Linked DNA regions of Homo sapiens: region 2 is linked to region 1. Evidence: chromatin contacts called from ENCODE Hi-C or POLR2A ChIA-PET data. All regions are on one chromosome and are shown on one strand. The core of a region is the stretch at or near the end of the contact, and the rest is flanking DNA. Distances in the headings are between cores, read along the strand shown.

Region 1 (4,333 bases), core at 1,062-3,561:
AGAAATGGGATCTCACTATGTTGCTCAGACTTGTCTTGAACTCCTGTTTAGCACCACCTCTTACAAGTGTTGGGCAGCTCCGCTTCTCTCACTTGTCTGGAATTCTAAGGCACTTCCCTGAAGTGCTCATCCTGAGCTAATATGGGATAGGGCTGGAGAGAGAACAGAGGTGGATAGCTGCCAGAATGAGGTGGGAAGGTGGGGATCAGCAGCCTTTGGGAAGGAAAGAAGTATGAGTCCCAGGGTATTAAAAGGTGGAGGGGCAATAAAATTTATTACATATGGGATTCATACTAAATGAGTAGATTTTAGCTTCTCTTGCCACAATAAACAAAAAAAATGGATAACTGTGTGAGATGATGGCTCTGTTAATTTGCTTCACTATAGTGACTTTTTGACTATCCCATAACATCATGTTGTGTACCTTAAATATATAGATTTAAAAAAGTGGAGGAGTATCTCTCCTCAAAAAAAAAAAAAAGAAAAAAAGAAAGAAAGAAAGAATAAAGCAGGCCGGGCATGGTGGCTAACGCCTGTAATCCCAGCACTTTGGGAGGCCCAGGTGGGAGGATCACTTGAGCTCATGAGGTTGAGACCAACCTGGGCAACAAAGTGACACCCTGACTCTAAGAAAAATAAAAAATAAATAAAAAGCTAGGATGGCCAAAGCAGCAGGGGGAATTCTGGAACATTGTGAGGAGGAAAAGCTTAAAGCCTAGATTGAGAAGGCAGACCTAGATTCAAGTCTAATATTCCATAGCTTACTTCCTTTGTGCCTACATCAGTTATTTAGTTTCTCTTAGCCTCTGTTTCCCTGCCTATAATATGGGAACAATAATCATAGCTATGTAGCAAAAGAGACCATGCACAGGCTGCCAAAAATAAAGGTCCCCAAGACAGCTGTTATTATTTATAAGGTCCCAGTGTCAGCACAGAAAAGAGTATAGTAGTTGACTGTCTTGGGAGACGGGAGTGGACTAGAAGGGAGGGTGCAGAGCAGGATAGCCTTCAAAGAGGAGATATTATCCAGCTCAAGGGACAGATCCTTAAAAGACACAGATTGCCCAGAGGAATGAAGTAGTGGTTTTATTGTTTTGTATTGTTTGCAATCTTGTCCTAGCTTCATCTGAATTCTGAATTCTCTGAAAGGAACACAGCCCAGAGCTGGGCTGCAATAGCCCTACAAAAACCTTGATTGGACACTGGCAGTGCTTCAACAGCTGAGTGTTCAACACTTCACATGACCTAGACGCTAAGATAAATGAGCCTTCACCTGATCCTTTTCTCCCTCTGTATTTATTGTAAGAGGAAATCAGAAAATGAGAAATGAATTTAAAATGAGCCAAGACTTGCAAGAGGGAGAGGGAAAAACACGAGAGAGCCCCTTCTATTATTCCTAGCCCGGGAAGAGCCTTCCAGATTTCCTGGGTATCTTTATCTAATATTTTATAATTCTTGAATTAGGTTTTTTAAAAGGCTATATGTAGGCCATCTGAGAGGTCTCAGCACTACTGACTGCTATTTAAGGAAAATGCTTGGGCATTGGTCGCTATGCACACTTAAAGAGCATTCAATAATCATTTAGCAAGCACCTACTCTATACCAGATGTTGTACTAAATACCAAGGAGTCAAAAGAGAATAAAAGAGAAGCAGACATGTAAACAGTTAATCCCAATGCAATTTGGTAGAAATTTATACTTGTGCCATGGAAACAGAAAAGAAGCAAAGCTTAATTCTGTCAAATTGGATGAGGTGGAGGGTGGGGCACAGTCACTGGGGCCAAAGAAAGCTTCATCCTTAAAAGGTAAAGTTAAGGCTAAATTTTAATAAATGAGTAGGAATTTGCCACGCAGAGATAGAAGCAAGACTGGGAGTAGAGAAAGGCAATTGGGGGCAGAGAACAGCTTGTGCAAAGTCAAAGAGGTTGGGTAGATACAAGAAAAGTAGAGGCCACAGAAGTGATAGTCTTATAAGTAGTCATTAAATATTGGTGGCTGATGGCAATAACTAACTCATGCAGCTAGACCACATCACTCTATGTAAACCATCAAGTTCCTGTCCTCTGGTAGCTTGGTGTTAACTTCAGATTATATCAGTAAAGGCAAAATGTGATCCTTCCCAAAGACTCTACTACTTAATCATTATTAGTAGAAAGGAGTAGCTTAGTTTATTTTTTCCCAGTAGAAGGCATTAGCCTAAAATACTTTTTTTTCCTAGGCTGTCAATGATTTTGCACTAGTGCATTCATAACAATCTGCCATCCCCCACCTGCAACCCATCTCCATGTTCCTTGTAACCACCTGGTTCAAACCTTGGCTTACCTCCACTCTTAGAATCAGCCGAGCTAATTAAAAGCACAGTGAAAGACACAAAGGCACCAAGACAGCTGAGCAAACATTAACAAATGCGTAAGTAAATAAAGTACTTGTATTATGTGTAAGCAATGGTGCAGATGAAACTTGGGTGGCACTAGGAAGGGTGAGTCAGAGGATGTTCAAACAGAGTAGGATCAAGGAAAATCTCTCTGCCAGTTAGTTAGCAATATCTTTTGGGATGATAGAAAGGAACCTGGTTAGCAGGAAAAAGTAGCCAAGGTTTGCAGCCCAAAGGAACCTGAAACTCTGGTACAAACTCAGTAGTAAGAAACAATTATTTAAAGTTGCAAAGATAATTGGCTTACTTCATGCCTAATGAGCTAAATAAGAACCATCAAGAAACCCCAATGCTAGATGGAGTTTGGTGGGGGAATAGTTAACATTTACTGTTCTTTGTGTGAGTAGCAACACAATAGGCCCTTTGCATCTGTTTGGTTTTTTTAATCCTTACAGTAAAACTACAAGATGGTCATCGTGTGAAAGAAGAGGAAACAGGCTCAGTACTTTAAGTGTCAGAGGCAGGATTTGAAGCCAAAATTGTCTGATCCTAAGCCCTCTCTCCTGCCTTCAAAGACTCTAAACCAGCAGGATTGTTTACACCAATATGCGAGTCGTAAGGTCCTGGGTGAGGCACTGTGAGAAGGTGTGTTTACATCCAAGTGTCACAAATAAAGGGTAAAGAGACCCTGTGGAAGACTATATAATTGTTCCCAAACACTTACTGTGCCTTCCAGAATTGGATTGTAATTTCCTATTGACAGCAGGCTTGGCTGTGTGACTTGCATTAGCTAATGAAATGTGAGTGGCAGTATGAGCCACTTCTAGCTGGAAGCTCTCAGTCAATGTGCTGCACCATGTTTTCCTTTCCTGCTGTCCTCATGACAAGCAACATTCTGGATAGAGGCTAATCCATCAGCCTCAGTCCCAGAGTGAAGACAATGTGCAGCAAAGCCACAGCTGACCTGGGAAGGACACAGCATAAGCGAGAAAAACAACCTTTGCTGATTAGGCCACTGAGATTTTGGGGTTGATACCATAGCATAACAGAGCCTATAATGACTAATGCAGACACTTTCTGAATCTTGCTCTTTAGTGACACAAATTTCTGGTGTCATCTTCAGGTAGAAAGATTGCTTGGGGATTATGAGAAGATATAGAGAATGGGATGATTGGTGTAGTATAGTGAAAGGCTTTAAAATACAGTATTTGAGGTATTTGAGGCAGCGCATGGTGGCTCACACCTGTAATCCCAGAGCTTTGGGAGGCCAAGGCATGAGGATTGCTTGAGGCTAAGAGTTAGAGACCCGCCGGGAGTGGTGGCTCATACCTATAATCCCAGCACTTTGGGAGACCAAGGCGGGTGAATCACCTGAGGTCAGGAGTTCAAGACCAGCTTGGCCAACATGGTGAAACCCCGTCTCTACTAAAAATACAAAAATTAGCTGAGCGTGGTGGTGCATGCTTGTAATCCCAGCTACTCAGGAGGGTGAGGCAGGAGAATTGCTTGAACCCAGGAGGCAGAGATTGCGGTGAGCCGAGATTGTGCCACCGCACTCCAGTCTGGGCGACAGAGCAAGACTCTGTCTCAAAAAAAATAAAAGAGAGAGAGAGACCCTACCTTGAGCAACATAGTGAGACAGTGCCTCTAAATAAAAATAAAATAAAATAAAATAAAAATACAGAATTTGAAACTCAGTCAGTCTTGATCTGTGGGCTCAGACAACCCTTTATAAATGCCATGGACCATGTCATGCCCCAGAAGGTGGGGAACTTACAAAGAATGTTAAGATATAGCTCCTGTTTTTCTTTTCTTTTATTATTATTATTTTTAATAGAGGCAAGATCTCATTATGTTGCCCAGGCTGGTCTCGAAATCCTGGCCTCAAACAATCCTCCTGCCTCAACTTCCCAAAGTGTTGGAATTATAGGTGTGAACTACCATGCCCAGCACAGTCCC
Region 2 (4,011 bases), core at 168-2,667, 730 kb after region 1:
GTGACTGCGCGGGCTCGGGTCCCCACCAGGACAAGGCGGCCTCTGTGCCGACCCAGCTGATTCCTCTCGGGCTGCAAATCCCTTCCGGCTGACAGCCCTGCCGGCTGGGGCCAGGCAAGGGAACGGGAAGCGGGGTTGGGGGCGAGGTGGGCGCTGAGGATTGGAGCCCATTGGCGGGAGGCCCCCAGGAAGGCCGTCTGCTCCGTACATCCAGGGTAGCAAAGGCTACCGTTCCCGGACAGAGAAGCCGAGGCTAGGAGAGGTCCAATTACTAGCCCAAGTCGCACAACTTGTTTCTTGGTTAAAGCCAGAGTTCTAAATGACGCCCCATGATAAACTCTGTATTTGTTGTTGAGAGTTAGGTGGCGTTATTAGTCTCAGTTTATAAATGAAGGAATGTGAGGCTCAGAGTTGAAGCCGCCAGCCCAACGTCCTAAGACAAGAAGGGAGTGAGGCTGGGACTGGAGCCCAGGACTGCCTGCTCCAAAACATGGGGGCCAGGCAGTCCCAGCAGACCCCTGACCCCAGGTAATCACTGACAACAAGCCGGAGGCTCTGCCATGGGCCCGTCCCAGGGTCCCCCTGCTCATGGCCTTCTGTCTGGTTGGTTCAGTGTGGTGGACCCGAGGAATGAGTTCCGTTAATCTCCTGGAGGACAGATGTGGGGCTGAAGGAGGGAGATGGGGTGAGGGTGGAGGCGCCAGGTGGCTGGAGAGGGGACTGGAGGGCAATGCATCTGGGAAATGACTTTCCAGAGGTCCCTCTGCCCTCCCCCTGCAGCTGGGGACGGAGCTGGAACCCCAGAGGCCATGAGGGTGGGCTGGGGAACCATCCAGGATCCAGCCTCACCCTGGCCTCCCAGGAACAGGATGGGGATTGTCCCGTGAATTCTATGGAATTAAAAAATGGCACCTTCTCAGCGGGAAGGGAGCTCGGCTGGTTCCCGGGACTGTCTGGCTTCTGTCCTGACTCCTACAACTGCGGCGGCTTGGGACTTTTTCCATTCCTTGACCAAGATTTGACCTAGACAGGGAGTGTGGGGGCTCAGGGGAGGAGGGAGGATGGCAGGCGCATGGGGGCGACTGCTGAGTGGACACGTGACCTCCCGCTATGCATGTGCCTGTGTGTCTGCACAGAATGAATATCTCTGTGATGTTCTTATGCACATGTGCCTCTGAGAACGGATCGTGGTGGCTCTGGCGGGGTGGGCGTATTGTATCTGTGGGTGCTGTTTGTGCCTGGGCACCTTGACCCTGCCAGGATCTGCGTTATCTCTCCGAGTCTGTGTGTTTGTGGCTGAACCTGTATCTATGAGTCTTTGTGTGTGTCTGGGTTTCCGCCCCCAACAGAGCCTGAATGCCATTTTGCTGCCTGAATGTGCAGAGGAATGTAGGGGGCCAAGGGAGAGGGGAGCACATGTCCTGGGCTGTGGGCCTGCTGGTTATGGAAAACTACTGAGGCCTCCTGGAGCTGGGCAGGCCAGGCCCGGCCCAGAGCCAGGCTCTGCAGCTTTTGCCCTTCCAGGCTCCTCCCACCCCTTCTCTGCAGGGCTGGGGACCTGCTGAGATGGGTTCTTGGTGGAGCAGAGAGCATGGCCTCCCTCCCACCACTCCCCAGATGGTTTGCCAGGCCTGGGGGAAAAGTAAGAGGGCGAGATTAGTTTCCTCTGAAGTCCTCCCAGCCCCAACATTCTCTCCATTCTGTGAATGTTAAAGGGATTTTAAAAAGGCAACTTCACCTCTATTTTGGGGGATGGTGAAAGCAGTAGGGTCTCAGACTGTTAGAGCAAGAAGGCTCCTAAAGATTATCTAGTCCCACCCCCTCCGTCTTACAGATGAGGGCACAGGCCCAGAGTGAGGGATCTGGATCCCCCAATCACCTTCTGGAAGGGCAAGGACCATGTTATCAGGTCCGCTGTCTCCCCATCACCACAGGCCTCTCCTCCATCATGCTGCATGACCTACCCTGGGTAGAGGAAGAGGAATTTGAGAAGGCCTTGGAGGGAGCATTTTGACATATGGAGGTGGGGTTGAGACTCTGGGTGGCAAGAAGACATGGGTTAAGGTGTGGAAGTGGGCAGCTGAGGAGTGCGGTCAGAATGGAGAGTGGGACAATTGGACACACTGGGTCCTAGGACTGAAATGGCGTGTCTGAGCTATACATGAGGGTCCCCGCAGACCAGGTGGAAGCATGTGGACTTTATCCTGTAGGTGATTCTGGTAAGAGGTAAAATTGCCATGTAGCTGAGTGGTTTAGGGCACATGATCTGCAGTCGAATCAGATTATCTTGTATTCCAATCCCAGCTCTAAGACTTTGGTAACTGTATAACCACACATCCCTGAGCAGATTAAACGCTCCATACCTCACTTTTCTCATCATTGGAATGGAGGTAATAGGCCATGCATGGTGGCTTGCATCTATAATCCCAGCACTTTGGGAGGCCGAGACAGGACAATAGCTTGAGTCCAGGAGTTTGAGACCAGCCTGGACAATGTAGTGAGGCCTTGTCTCTATTAAGAAAAAAAAAAAAAGAAATGGAGATAATGATAGTATTTCCCTTCCATGTTTGTCTTGAGGAATAAAGGAGAATACAGGCAAAGCCCTCAATGCCTGACACTGGTCAGTGCTCAGTAATAGCTGTGATGCTCCTGGTGGTGAGGCCTGTATTTAAGGCTAGCCCAGAGGGACAGAGAGAGGACAGGGACACCAGTGGGGAGTCCACGAGAATCATGTGGATGAGATGCCACGCTGAGGTCCATGACGCTGTCCCCTGGGTTAACTGGCTGGAGTCCTCAGCAGGGCTGCAGGAAGGTGGGCAGAACCCCCTCCACTGAGTGGCCTTGAGTTTGTTCCTGGGTGACCAGCACCTGAAAAACCATTTTCAGAGGAGGATTGGTGGGATGGGGAGGAGACTGGGGAGAGATGGGGCTCAGCTTCTGACAGCCTGAGGGTAGTGGGGTGGGGCCCGGGAGAGATTTGGGAAGCTCAGGTCACTCATTGCTCGTGGTGCTGGAAGTTGCTGGTTTGGGTGAGGTCATGCACCAGCCTAAGAGAGAGGAAAGGTGCCCTGCAACCCAGGGAACCCCTTTTGAGCCAGACCCTTGGGAGAAGCAGCAGCCACAGGGGCTAAGGAAACCAAGGTAAGCAGTGGTCAGAGAAGGTGAGGGAAGAATGTGCTTCAAGGAGGGAGCAGTCAAGACAGCCCCGTCTGGGGAAACAGCCAGGTGAGGAGGTAGAGGTGGAGGAAAAGGCAGCACAGAGGCCATGGGCTTTGGCATTGAAGAGGCCACCTCTGTAGAATCTGCTTTGCAGAAGAGGGAACAAAACCCAAGCTGCGGCTAGATGAGGGATTAATTAATGGGATGGGGAAGTGGAAACAGAGGCAGGTGTCCTGTGACTGCTCAGCAGCTTGGCTGAGGAGAAGGGGGAACGATTTGTGGCAGCCAGACAGGGGAGGTTCGGAGCCTTCTGGGGATGGGATGACAGGGGTGATATTCTCATATTTCCAGTGGAGAAACTGAGGCTCAGAGGGTTAAGAAGCTTGTGCAAAGTCACGATAAATTATTGGGGGAAGGCAGCCCAAGATCTCTGACTCTTAATGTAGTAATTTTCTAAATGGACAATTGAAATAGTGTAATACACACACACACACACACACACGGATATTAGTTCTGATCATAGAAGTAAAACATGTGCATGGGAGAAACCTAGAAACATGTGCAAAAATGTAAGAGAAAAACACAAAAATCACCTGTAATTCTACCACACAGAGATAAATGTTTTTACCATTGTGTGTCATGACTTTCTACTTTTTTCCTCTGCAAGTATACGTAAATACATACTGGGATCATGTTGCACAAGGTGTTTTGTAAATCCCTTGTTTCATTTAGTAACATAGCATAAATGCTTTTCCATAAGAATAAATATTCCTTGAGAATTTTTTTTTCTCTTTTAGCTCACAGTCTAGGCAGGAAGATAAGACTTACAGATGGGATTCTACAGTAAGCAGT

The links. A loop is a pair of places that touch in the nucleus more often than their neighbours do. ChIA-PET counts read pairs that join two places held with the same protein, here RNA polymerase II (POLR2A). Pooled maps may share reads with other maps.
Region 2: a loop to region 1 is called in a map of B cell, with 5 times the contacts of the local background. The contact joins two enhancer-like sites. A Hi-C loop is called at or near these places in 1 of 168 maps with a recorded cell type or tissue (B cell), 1 of 37 single-sample maps with no recorded cell type and 15 of 50 pooled maps. POLR2A ChIA-PET finds 5 or more read pairs at or near these places in 1 of 52 experiments (MCF 10A).

What each region holds. Positions count from the first base shown.
Region 1 is chr1:42,337,885-42,342,217 of GRCh38, forward strand. No RefSeq gene overlaps it. Among named protein-coding and RNA genes, the nearest start is that of FOXJ3, 4.8 kb to the left of the region's middle. Within about 2 kb of position 2,312, at least 3 of the 41 ENCODE cell types and tissues checked have a DNase peak (open chromatin) inside an H3K27ac peak, as active enhancers do.
Region 2 is chr1:43,068,459-43,072,469 of GRCh38, forward strand. No RefSeq gene overlaps it. Among named protein-coding and RNA genes, the nearest start is that of CFAP144, 77 kb to the right of the region's middle. RefSeq lists an enhancer at 1,036-2,003. Within about 2 kb of position 1,418, at least 4 of the 41 ENCODE cell types and tissues checked have a DNase peak (open chromatin) inside an H3K27ac peak, as active enhancers do.